Regions from separate parts of the Mus musculus genome. Here region 1 is linked to region 2. The links are chromatin loops, found by intact Hi-C in ENCODE. Cell type or tissue: left cerebral cortex. All regions are shown on one strand. Links, peaks and the distances in the headings refer to the core of each region. The heading gives the core; the rest is flanking DNA.

What was found. Hi-C counts contacts between places; a loop is a spot of excess contacts. Peaks named below come from ENCODE experiments on the same cell type or tissue, not always from the same donor. Only the 100,000 strongest peaks of a DNase experiment are listed, where the experiment ranks them.
Region 1: it touches region 2 in a loop (10-fold over the local background); 2 of 42 quality-filtered maps call a loop at or near these places.

Annotation. Positions count from the first base shown.
Region 1 is chr15:51,203,389-51,208,388 of GRCm38, forward strand. No RefSeq gene overlaps it. Among named protein-coding and RNA genes, the nearest start is that of Gm34446, 120 kb to the left of the region's middle. In left cerebral cortex, for the core only: no CTCF peak of the experiment used is centred there; DNase peaks (open chromatin) are centred at 167, 2,135, 2,851, 3,541 and 1 more place; H3K27ac peaks cover 2,440 bases.
Region 2 is chr15:51,386,487-51,395,052 of GRCm38, forward strand. The region is part of intron 1 of Gm19303 (predicted gene, 19303); the gene reads right to left. Among named protein-coding and RNA genes, the nearest start is that of Gm19303, 4.8 kb to the right of the region's middle. In left cerebral cortex, for the core only: no CTCF peak of the experiment used is centred there; DNase peaks (open chromatin) are centred at 4,085, 5,067, 6,178, 6,415 and 1 more place.

The sequences.
Region 1 (5,000 bases), core at 1-5,000, 180 kb before region 2:
CATTTATTTATCTTCTTGTGAAACGAGTGCCTCTTTCAGTCACAGATGTAGGATTTTGTTGGAAGATCCTCAAATTTTATATTTAAAATTTATATTAAAAAAATCATTTTCTTTCCTTAGCAACTAGCAATGTTGAAAAGAGCCAGCCGTCCTCTGGCTCAGATCCACATTACCCATTTGAGAACATCAATGTTGGAAGCAATGGCAGTATCTGAGCAGATGTAGTTAGACTGTGTCCACAGACTCACAGTGAAGGGGTCACCTTCTTTCTTTGCCCATGCTGGCCAGCATGAGCTTCTTCCATATAGTAAAAGACTACCACCACCACCACACACACACATGCACATACATGCATACACACACACATGCACATACATGCACACACACACACACATGCACATACATGCACACACACACACATACATACTCACACACGTGCACATATGCATACCAATCTGGCTAAAAGTCTATTTCAAAAAGAGGCATTATTTTTAATTTGTTGTATGTTATAATATGTTTAATGTGTTGTATGTTATAACTGTACTTCCATACACATCTAAAAATGATAACTTTTATAGGTGAATCTTATCTTTCCAGAGTGTTCTTTCTAAAATAGTTCCTCTCTTTTGGATGATGCTCTTCTCTTGAACGTGTTATGAAATATTGTATGTTCAGAACTACATCCATATACAGTGTGGTAAAAAGTTGTCTGCCCATGTCCATTAAGTTTCCTTTAGTAATCAAGTACAAGAGAAGCCTGAAGTAAGCAGCCCTTCTCTCTGGGTATTCAATTTCATTTCTGGGTTCCTTTCATTCTTAGTAAGGTTTCAAGTATTTACTGTAATGTTCTCCACCACAACACATAAGAGAGGAGAAGTAGGCCTTTTATTTTCCTCTTCTCTGTTTTCTTACCATACTTTTGTGATTACATCATAATTCTAGCTATCGTTAGCATACATTTTGAATGTACAAATTGATGCTTTGCTTGCTCTTTCTCTGGAGTTTTTTCATCTATATTAAACATAACTATGTCTAAAACAAGTCTAATAAATCCTTAAAGTATCAAATTGGAACCAATAAAGACAAATCTGGGGAAATTATGTAGGTGTGGTTCTTGTCTAACCTACCGTCATTATGTTAAATCATGATGTCTGAAGCATCTGGTTGAATTTATATATTAAACATAAATTTTCTAAGTGACACTTTTACTAATACAATATGATTTTACTCTTCTGAACTTCCAGTCTTGTTTCATTAGAATGATATAAATAGCTATACTAGAAACTCACAAAAATTTTCATCAGATTTAAGGTTTATGGAACATGTCACCTAAAAGATGTAAAACCTATATAGCTCTCTTTTCTATTCCTTCCTTCCTTCCTTCCTTCCTTCCTTCCTTCCTTCCTTCCCTCCTTCCTTCCTACCTTCCACCCTTCCTCCCTCCCTCCCTCCCTCCCTCCCTCCCTCCCTCCCTCTTTCTTTCTTTCTTTCTTTCTTTCTTTCTTTCTTTCTTTCTTTCTTCTTTCTTGTTTCTTTGTGCTTTTTATATCAAAATAAAAAAGGCTTACAATGACTGGAAATGGAGTGCAGAATTGAAAGGGGCTATATTAAAAATATACACTTAAACAAAAATCACCTTATATTTTGTGCATATGACTGCCTTTTTTGTATTAAATTGTTGAGAGGGCTCAGTATACTCCAGGATTAGAATAATCCTGTGTTAAAAATAATTTCTGTATTTTCTCATTTAGCTAATATTAATTCATCTAATAAATTATGTGTATAATTTTACCCATGATCCTGCAAGTGACCTAAATTCAACTGGCCATGACAATGGGCATGTTGAACAGTCACAAAGAAGATTTGACAAGGAAGTAGCTATTGAGAGTACAGAATGGATGTACCGACAGGAGAGCGGTCACTATTGTGGTCATTACTGGCTTACTATTAGTGTGTTTTTTTTATGGTTCCAACTGACTTCTACAGATGTGTTTTAATGCAGAGTCAGAAGACTACTATCTGAACATGTGCCTTGCACACCATACTACAAAAGCATGAAAGAGAAGAAAAGAATGATCCATGTAGTAGAGAAAAGTACCAGCTTCATTTGCTGAAAATCCTATGAAATCCGTATAAACCTTCTTAGCAAAGGCTGTGTGGCACAGACTGCTGATGGAGCGAACATCGGGGTCCAGACTGGGTGGAGGGTATAAAGGCAGAGGAAGCTTTATATTCTTCATCAAGATGAAGCCTGTGGGAAATGTCAACTATTACAAAATGGGGAAGGTTTTAAAAAACCCTATCTTACCCGTGGTCCTTAAGGATAGGAACTATAATTATCGTAGGCACAATTTTAAAAATGAACTTTGACTCATTTGTCTCCATAGCAAAGTTCATCCTCCTGCATGAAGCAATCACTATGCATTTGTTAGGAGAATATTTCCTATTCAATTCAAACTTTACAATTGAATTAACAACAGCAATTGAAAAATAACCAGCAACTTTTTTCCCTTCCTTTTCTGCTCTTCCTCAATCGGCCTTTCCCTCTCTTGCCTTGGTTATGTAACTAGATCTTGACTAATTCTCTGAGTGAAAAAATAAAAAAGCTCACTCAATCACAGGCTAGCTGTATTATCATTTAAAATAATAAGAGCGCAGTAGTTCGAACAACATAAAGTATTTATTCTTAGTCATTTATCATTTTCACAGTTCTGCAGACAATGAGACCTACTTTTAACAATCTGCTTCTCTGGGCTACCATAGTCCTTTGTGTCCACCCTTAACATAAATACTAAAAGGATCAGACAGGCTGCTCAAATCAGAGGAGATTTAAAGCAATGTAGACGGAACCCTGAAAAGGAAACCACAACCTCCACACCCGCCCACCTGTGTTTCAGCTGCAAAGCTTCCAAGAAGAAAATTAACAGAGAAAAAGAGACTAGAAGTGAAATGGAAAATGAAGAGAGCAGTCTATGGAATTACTCTCTGAATCAGAAATGGAATACCCCCTCAACTCCTGGGTCAAGGTTCTGCTGCAAAGTTAGATTGTTTCCTGGTGCAGCTTTTTTTTTTTTTTTTATGAATCAAACTGAGGGGAAAAAAATCTAAAAAATAAAATCAGGCTAGGAAAAACAATCAAAGACTTACGGATTTTGTCACATGAGGGAAAAAACCTGCTGATATCCAGATTGTTCCATTGGTAGCTTCCACCCCCTCAGAAGAATCAATTGTTTAACGCATGAGCTCTGTCAATTCAGTAGACTTTCTAATCTGCTAGATTGTAAACCTCTTCAAAATGAATTATAATAAAACAATAGCAAGAAAAAAAAAGCATTAACATTTCAGCAGTGCAATTTCTTAGTCCAGATGGGAAACCACTTGAGCTTAAAATGGACTGTAATGAATAAGGGGGAAAATATAAAACCTTGTGTATATTCAATTCATAACCAAGATTTCCTGATGTGTGCTTCCTTTTAATGTTTCCAAATTTTACGTTTGACTATAAGACATTGCAGTTGAACGGTGGAGACTTCCATTAACCTACATACAAATGCACAGGCTAAATCACAGTGTGAAGTTATTTCTGGAATCTTCCATGTGGCTAAATGCTCAGAGAGAACTCCCAGGCTTCCTTAAAAAAAAAAATCAAGCCTCTGTCCTTCAAGGCAGTTGTTGACTTATACCCTGTCTTTCAGGTTCTTCAGGGACAACAATGCTCTCAACAACTTATGCAGTTCATTGCCCAATAATTTCTTTGGCACTTTTAGATTAAACTATACCCCCAAACCTTCCTTAACTGACTGGCAGTCTGGAAGAATCCGTTCTGGGGTTTATAAGTTGTATGCTAATCTTTCTTTTTTAATGTGAATGCTAACTGCTTTTGAAGATAATGAGATAATTTTAGACCTAAAGAAGCTTGTCAGTACAGAAATTTTCCACATACCTTTCATAATTTATTTGAACTTTAACAGCTTTCCATGAATATTCCTGTTCTTTTCTACAGTCTAATCCAGAAATTCTGCATCACATGAAAGTGTCTTGCCCTCCTCCCTCCATGCCTCCTCCCTTTTTTCATCATCCCCTCTCCCTCCTATGTTCATTCTTCTCTTGTTTCCTTCTTTCTATTCCACCTCTGGTGCTTGGTATCCTAAGATGCTCCAAGATTATTCCAAATCTTAGAATCAACCAGTTCTCCAAATAACACATTTTTCTTTATAAGAGACTGATATTGACAAACCATGACTTGGACATTAGGTATACCTTACTGCTTCTGGCTATTGCCAATTCTTCTTATTCTTCTTTGTGGATAGAGCTAAGGCCCCACTTGTTACTAACTTCAGTCTACTCAAACAATTCCACAACTCCAACCCAGAACCATGGGGCTCCTTTAAGCATTTACTATTCCCTACTCCTTGAAATGTGTGACCTGCACACCTTTCTCATCTACAACATGTCCATCTTCTTGATATGAAGGTTTACATATGTTTGTCCAACAGAAAAACACACACTTCTGAAAAGTGTTTAGAGCTACATCTCCACTTGGAGAGTTCTACTCCAAACAGTTGTGAACACCACAGACATAAATGTATAGTTTCATCAGCACAGGTTTGGTTTATGATTCTCTATAGTGTTAAGAGTTGTCACATATCATATGAATACAACCTCACCTTTAGTAGCCTTCCATATCTGTCTTCTTTCATCTAGCAGTAAACATTTAGAGTTCATTCTGTTCCCATATGCCCCAGTAAGCAACCTGTTTCTTTCCCTTGTTGAATACTGCTCCATTTTACAAATGAACCACACAGTTCCCCCTCATTAACAATTTCATGACACTTGCATTGCTTCTTATATATAATTAAAACACTGTAAGTAGAACCTGTATGTGTATACACATAAAAGTTTTTGCATGAGTAAAACTTTCATTTCCCAGGACTATACGCCCAGAGGAACAATGCTTAGAATATTTTATAAGAACATTTAATTTAATGTTTTAAGAAACT
Region 2 (8,566 bases), core at 1,768-6,767:
GTGCATATATTCCTCAGACCTAAATCTCTGCACGTACTTTTAAGGGCGTGAATCAGAAGCAGCACAACACCATCTCAGGAAAAGCACCAAAAGACAAAAAACCTACCAAAAGGCAAGAATTCAAATATCTTTGGTTTTCAAAAATATATAATTTTGGGTTGGAGGAGGCTAGGCTTTGAAGCATCTAGGAAAGTGTCAGTCTTGATAAGAGTCTTAATGTGAATAGATCCCCTTATAAAACTTTTTTTTTTAATTTATTTTTTTAATTAGGTATTTTCTTCATTTACATTTCAAATGCTATCCCAAAAGTCCTCCAGAACCCCCCCTCACTCCCCTACCCACCCACTCCCACTTTTTGGCCCTGGAGTTCCCCCTTACTGAGGCATATAAAGTTTGCAAGACCAAGGGGTCTCTCTTCCCAGTGATGGCCGACTAGGCCATCTTTTGATACATATGCAGCTAGAGACACGAGCTCCTGGGGGTACTGGTTAGTTCATATTGTTGTTCCACCTATAGGGTTGCAGATCCCTTTAGCTCCTTGGGTACTTTCTCTAGCTCCTCCATTGGGGGCCCTGTGTTCTATCCAATAGCTGACTGTGAGCATCCACTGCTGTGTTTGGCAGGCCCCAGCCAGACCAGGCCTCACAAGAGACAGCTATATCAGGGTCCTTTCAGCAAAATCTTGCTGGTGTATGCAATGGTGTCAGCGTTTGGAGGTTGGTTATGGGATGGATCCCCGAGTATGGCAGTCTCTAGATGGTCCATCCTTTCGTCTCAGCTCCAAACTTTGTCTCTGTAACTCCTTCCATGGGTGTTTTGTTCCCAATTCTAAGAAGGGGCAAAGTGTCCACACTTTGGTCTTCATTCTTTTTGAGTTTCATGTGTTTTGCAAATGCTTTTTAAAAGTGGCAGATTGTCTGGCTGTGGTGGCACACAACTTTAATCCCAGCACTGGAGAAGGAGAGGCAGTTGAGTCTCTAAGTTCATGATCAGCCTGGTATACAGAGCAAGTTCCAAGACAGCCAGAGCTACAAAGAGAAAGCCTGTCTAAAAAAAAAAAAAGTGATGAAATGAACTCATAATAATCCTCTAATAAAGAGGCCCCGGACTTTGTAAAATGTGAAGAAGCACTTGTAAAGGATATGTGATTAGAGACTGCATACATGTTCTCTGTAGAGAAAACCCAACTGTGAAGTTCTAAACAGAATAATAAAATCATATTTCTCCTCAGCATCCTAACCCTATATTTGTCAGAAAAAAAATTGTTTTCAAAATATGTCAACCGTGATCATAAGGGAAAGTTTGCAAATTGTTTGCTTCTAAATCCAATGAAGCAAGTATTTTTAGTAGGGCTCTGTAGACCAGGCTGACCTTGATCTCAGAGATCCCCATACCTCTGTCTCTCCAGTACTGGTATTGAAGTCATGGACCAACACAGCTCAAATTCACCACGTTTTCCAAGTGTTATAAGAGAATCTATTAACATTAAAACTCTTATCAAGGTTTATAGTTTAATAAACATTTCAAATCATAGCTTTCTTTAACCAAAAATTGCATTTTTGGGAAACCCAATGATATATGAATTTTATCTTTTGGGTCTTTCCTAGTCTCTTAATTCCTGGGTACATCATGAACCTCTGGTAGGTGTGTATAAAGAGAGAGGGTACCCACCTTAAAAAAAACTTTGTCCTTTTTTCTAAACTCAACATTGCCATGAAATACTCTCTGTATTTTCAGAGCTTCGCTTTAGGGAAGAAAATAGGTTGTCCGAAGCCACCCACCAGATATTTCAAACCTGGTCAATTGCTCTTTATCTCACCTCATCATCTTTACCAACTTACTAAGTGGTTTTCTAAGTGACTCCATTTCTCTTGCTTTAATCTCTCTCCTTTACCCCAAAGAAAATGTTCTTCTGGTTGCCTGATTTCTGGTGGTCCCAGCTACAGAAGGTGCTCTGCCTGATCTTAGAAGGAGAATTCAAAACTCTTCCAGTGCACACCTACTGAAAAAACACATCCTTCATATGAGACCAATCCTGAGAAAGTTTCCAATGTCTTTTTATACCCATACTTTGAAAAAATTATATGATGAGTTAGGTGTGTATGATATTGTGGTTTCCAGCCATACCTTGACGTGACTCCCTAATGTTTGAAATAATTTCCAAGAGCATAGTTTCATTTACTTTAATCACTGAATAATTCATTCACATACCAAATCACCCAGGAAACAAATAGTACTATTGGTTAGTTGGTTTTCTGAGACAAGGTTTCATGCTGTGGCCTAGGATGGTTCAGTACCACTACTCTCTTGTTACTTTTCTTTTCTCTAAACCATTCTCCATGCTCTGTTATAAGTTCTTGGGTCTTTTTTACTAATTCCTACCATGATAGATAGATAGATAGGTAGATAGATAGATAGATAGATAGATAGATAGATAGATAGATAGATAGATAGATAGATAGATAGCTTATGTAATGTCATTTGTATGCATATTTTTAGGGCTCAGTCTGTGGTATAGGATAACCAATTTACAGGCTTTTTCCTGAGGAAGACAGTTTCTCAGCTTCTCAGCATTTTCCTGTTGCCTTTACTCTGTGTCTTGGCTTGCAGCTTTTGTTCATCCTTGCTAGCATATTTATTGCTGTTATCCTTATTCAGCCCATGTTTAGGCAATCATGTGGGCAAGAATTTATGGGTATACCTTCCGACATTACTAGGAGATACTATATAGCTAAGCCTTTATACAAGTTTCCATTCCTTCCAAGTCCCTAAAATGTATGTGTATTTATACAATGAGAGCTAACTGTCTGTGTAGTTTTGTCTTTGATACTGAGTTATAACCAACTTATTCCATTGAACAAAAAAACATAGACAGACTTATACAGGGACCACGTCAAGGTAGTGGAAACATTGACAGACCACCATACCTGTGCAAATTGGTTAAAGTGGCAGACTACTTCCCATTCTCCATTCCATGCCTCTTTCATACACCGCCTCTTCCTTGGATTTCAGCCCAGTTATTAGTCTCTGACATCATCTTTTTCATTCCCTTTCTTCATTGTTATTCCTTTACCTGTCATATGTTCCAGAATTTGTGTTTTTAAGAGTAGAGAGTTTATTTGTCTCTGTTTATTTTAGAATTCCTTAACACCTAGTCGGAAGCCAGTAATATTTGCTAGATGGAGGGAGGGATACATGGGTCGATAGACCTTGTTCATTATCCTACGCCACCCATTCTTTTTTAAATTACTAAAGTGTTTGATTTAACCTAAGTAATCCTAAAATTAAATAAAAAAATTCCACAAGTTTATTGTCAGTTCAAAGTAAAATAAATCTATCGTATGCAATTATATCTTATCTCTAAAGACGAGTCAAATAAGAATCTGGAAAAATAATAACCAGCCTGATTGAGTTGAATAAATACCAAAATGCACCATTTATGTGAGAATCCTGCTTTCATCTTTATCAGTTGTCCCCTGGATGAAATTATTTTAGGCATCAGGGCTTTGTGAATGTGCCTAGCTGACCCAATAGTTACATAAGTTTGCTCCCTAAATCTTTACATAAAAGATGACTATTTCTAAACTCCATCTGCACATGCTTCAAATGCTATTATATGGATGATCCACAATTATCTCTGAAAAGAAAGAACAAATATTGTAGACTTCTTCACCCCATGGAAGACAGGCTAGATGCAGTCTCTGTAATCTTGAAGAGCGAGTACCTTTTCCAGAATAATCACCAAGGACAGACTTTGATCACCAAGCACCTGTTCATTTCTTTTCTCCATAGTCTCCATCAAGTCAGCCACAAAGCCCATTAGGAATGCAGTTTTGAGTTTGTCTGGATGAAGTGGTTAGTAATTAGTTCCTTTTACATTTGGCAATTGTGTTAACACAACTCAGTAGGTGTCTTGTTAATTTGTTCATTACTAGGTGGATGAAAATGTGCATCTCTTCTGTGAATACCAATTATTCCTAAATGAGGTAATTTTACCAAGACAGTGAAATTTCTTCATTCTTCCCTGGTTTAAGAATATTACTGCCAAGAGTGAACAGTTCCAAACAAAGAAAGCCGTGGGAGGTGGAGAATGGTCCCCTTCCATGGATAGTGATGGGAGGCAACTGAATTATTTTTTGCAATCTTAAAAGGAAGACCATTTCAGAGTGCGTAGGACTTTAGAAAGAAAAGACTGGGCACTTTTGGTGTAGTTATTTCTGCTTCTTATTCAGGTAGCCCTGACTCTATGAATTGTCTTTACAGGATTAAAGATTAAGGAGACATGTAACAAATGGGATCTAAGAAGAAAGGACAGTAATCACACCTTCATCTTCACAATTTGGTCATAGTCCGTGGCATGACACGTTAGTAGACTCAGACTCTCAACATCTTCTAAGAAGAGCTGCCAAGTCACATTCGTATCTTCTGGTCTGTTTTTCTCCCATCTCAATCAAATAGCTACATTAATTTTCAGTTTTCACTTAGTTGAATTTTTGCAGGATTAGCATTGCTATGGGTTAAGGATGGATTAGGGACGTCTCTGAAGAAACGCAGAACAGAATCCATTTGTATTTTTATAAAAATGGAGAGTATTTTTCTCAAATTTGCATCTTTCAATATATCCATAACACGTGTGCAGGCTTCCATTTCTTCCTAGATAAACCATGTTTATACATATTTCTCTGTGTTCATACACATATTCTCTGAACAAAAATGCCAGGGAAAATTGATTTCTACCCTTCAGGCAGCGGACTTGATTCTCAATACAAAATGAAAGGGCTCTAGCTGTCCATTCTGGGGACAGCAGATCCTGAGAGACCCTTTCTCCTACTTTCTTCTTTTTCACAACTACAGAAAAAAAAAATGTTAACTAACCTACTGACAAGCTTTCATGACTACTTTTATGGCCAGTAGAGAAGCAAAGAAAATATAATTGCCTTCATCCCTGGTAACACAGAGAACAGGTTAACCCACTGACAAGCTTTCGTGACTATCTGCAACGCTCTGGAGGAGTAAGGGAGATATGATTGCCTCCATCCCCAGTAGAAGACATGAGTCATGAAATCCCTGAGATGCCTGCTGTGAGTCTTTCTCCCCCTCAGCTACTCCAAATGAGCTTTCACTCTGCTGCCTATGACAGTCTCTGCTCCCTCCACCATGGATAACACTCAATTTCTTTCCAGAGGAGTTAGAGTTTTTTCTTAACTTGGTATTTTATTATGTCTCACATCAAAGAATCACTCTACAGAAATCTCATGTCCTAACTGGCAGATCATTTGTGTGAGCTAGTTTCACTCAATTGAAAATATAGAAGAGAACATGGACGGTATATTATATTCCACATAGATGGTGGTGAGATTAACAGTAGGTTTACTATATAGAAATTTCACAATAACCATTACTACTAATAAGTAGTGAACATTTTAAAAAGAAAACACTAATAAACAGTTGACAGTTCTCAGGTCATCAAGTGCTATCCCAGCTATCTTACTTATATTTTAGAATACCTAACCCCCATTTACAATAACCAGGAGAAATAACCAGGAGAAATTATCTAAAAATGAGGATTCTGAAACACAGAGACATTTGATATGTACAATATTCTATCTCTGTTAGACAACATTGCACTAAGGCCCTGCTTCTTTTAGTATCAATAACATTTGGAGATCAGGATTTGAGTCATATACCTCCCACTGTGTTTAGCAAGAAGTCTTTTTTTTCCAATGAGTGTAGTATCACATCAATCATAGGAATTCATATTTTAGCAGGATATCATGCATTCAGATCCTGTTTGTATAAAATTCCCTAACCCCTTGAAGGCTTCACTTCCTCTTCATTCAATGGATATAATCACAACACTCCCTCTAAAGGGTTGGGGGCCTCATGGTTAGCACAGGGTTTACTCTCTAGAAAAGATTCAGTAGCAACTAGTTCAATAGTAACCTGGAACATAAGAGTAGAAGAGCAGTAGCTATTTGCAGGAGAAATAAAATACTCTGTGCGTGAATTTTTAAAAGATGGGATTCTTTTGTTTCATTACTTCCTTCTCAGACCAAACTAGAAACAAAAGCCCACTCATCCATTCTAAGTGTTCACACAGCATGGCTGTCAGCTCATAAATCTTGGTTGTCTGTTCACACCTTAAGAGCAATAGAAGGAACATTGAGCAGGAGGTGTCTTATTCCACAGGGCACTGCTAAAAGCAGGACTGAAATAATCTGTACTTTTTCAGTCTGAGACCTGATGGATAGGCTCCTTGGCTTAAACGTGGAATGGGGATGCATAAGGGGGGGGAAACAGGTCTCCAAGTCAAAGTCTTTACAATGTCATACACCACAGATGTAGGAAATCTGCGGAGCCCAATGAAATGGGGACACCTGAGTTAAAGACAGGCTCTGGGAGACATCAACTCAGTATGTTTTCCATGCTGGATGAGAGCCAAGTCCCTGAGAGATTCTGCTGTCATTTCTTTTCACAGCCACTGGCAAACAAGTGTAAAATGTAGCAAGCTAAAGAGACAGGCATGGTGGCAGGGACTTAACAGCAAAGTTAAGTAGATGAGACAGAAATGTGCTTCAGCACCCAAGAGAGCTCAAATATGGAAGAGAGGGAGCAGAGGCCAAAGTACACCGAGGCCTGTAACACTTAGCCATGGCACAGCCTTCCAATGAAAGAAGTATGCACTGCAAGGCAGCAGTGAGTGGGATGGGAGCCATGTGGGGCTGCTGCATCAATCTCTCTTGGGTCCCTTCCCATTTTACCATACTGGAAGCCTGCAGCTGGGCCTGAATATAAACGCTACTTCTTCAGAGGAGCATATGTAGAATGTAACGAATTAATGCTAACACATTCATTCAATTTCTATTTATTGACATGTCATTTTTCATCTTGACGTTTTTATCCCCAAAAGGGCTGTTTCATCAGACATGGAAGAAGAACATCAACAAAGGACGATGTCTTTATGATGCTTTTTGGTTCACTCCATAGCTCTTCCAAGACCAAAGACTACAAGGAGGGTTTTACCCAGATGGCTTCAGAGACAATGTGGTCCCACCACAGAAGTCTTTTCTCATGGTGCATGGCATCTGGTCTTATAGGATGGTAGTGGCAGGGGGTGAGGGAGTAAGGGGTGGGGGCATCTTTGCGGTAGGTAAGAAGATTTCTTTTGCAAAACCACCATATGACACAGTCTTAAAGGGAATCATCTGTCTTTGCCAAGATTCGACCAAAACTTCAAGGGAATTTGAATTTCCTTACTATGGATTTAAAGACCTCCAAAGAGGGAAGCCCAGATTTGGAAAGAACAAAGGAGCCAAGGAAAACTTCACAGAGACTTCAACCGGATCAAACCTTAGCGCTTAGAGTTGTCTATTGTCACCTGAACAGTCTTGACTATTAATTTCCAAACCATAAAATACCCATGTCAGGATCTGTGTTAATTTTTCTAGGTTTTGAAGCACTCTGAGAAGATGAGTAGGTGTGCCTGCGGCCCTTCTGTGAGTCACTGCCAATCTAAAACTTAAAACTCTGAGCTCCAGACTTGCAGCTCTGACCTCACACCTTCAGGATCAGTCTTCTTAGATCCACCAGACAATGCCTTCAAAGATTTTATGGCAATTAGAGTAGGAACACTGTCTCCTATTAGGACACACCCACCAGATTCTCCTTCTGGACCTTGGCATGGTTGTTGCCAGTGAGCACAGAGCAGGAGACAGAATTAGTGCTTGAAGTCGTCCAATCTCTAGGCAGACTTCTTAATGGCAGAGATCGGGCCTTATAAGGAGAAAAGTCTGGAGATGGGAATCCTCCCTCGGACATAGCTTAGGAGGAAAGTTAGGGTGTGGGGGAGCAGAGAAGCAAGCAGCTCATCCTTTTGCTCTTTAACTTGAAACTGACCTTAACTGAGTTAAACTAATATCATGCCACAACATTGTTTCTAACACGGCAAACCACCGTTCATCTGTTAATTCTTTTTCTGCTTTGCAAATGTATACTATATATTAAGGAGCTCTTACATAGATAAAAATAGAACTCAGAGATTTCTGCTTCATTTGCTGCCCTCTGCCAGGTAGGTAGTGGCAACGACATTCACAGACATTTTCCTGTACTCTACACTAGTTAGGTTTTAAGGGCGGAGGCAGAGATGGTCACAGACATTATTTCAGACCTAGCACCAGCGTTCACATAGGTGAAAATAAATTCAATTGTAAAGAAAGGTAGGTGTGCACTAATGATGGATCAGGCAAAATGTTATTTTGTTTTTGCTAGGTCAGGGGAATAGGCGGGCAGATGTTCCCTCCAAAATATTAAAGGCGAAAGCTGGGCGGTGGTTGCGCATGCCTTTAATCCCAGCACTCGGGAGGCAGAGGCAGGGGGATTTCTGAGTTTGAGGCCAGCCTGGTCTACAAAGTGAATTCCAGGACAGCCAGGGCTATACAGAGAAACACTATCTCGAAAAAAGAAAGAAAGAAAGAAAGAAAGAAAGAAAGAAAGAAAGAAAGAAAGAAAGAAAGGGAAAGGGAAAGGGAAAGGGAAAGGGAAAGGGAAAGGGAAAGGGAAAGGGAAA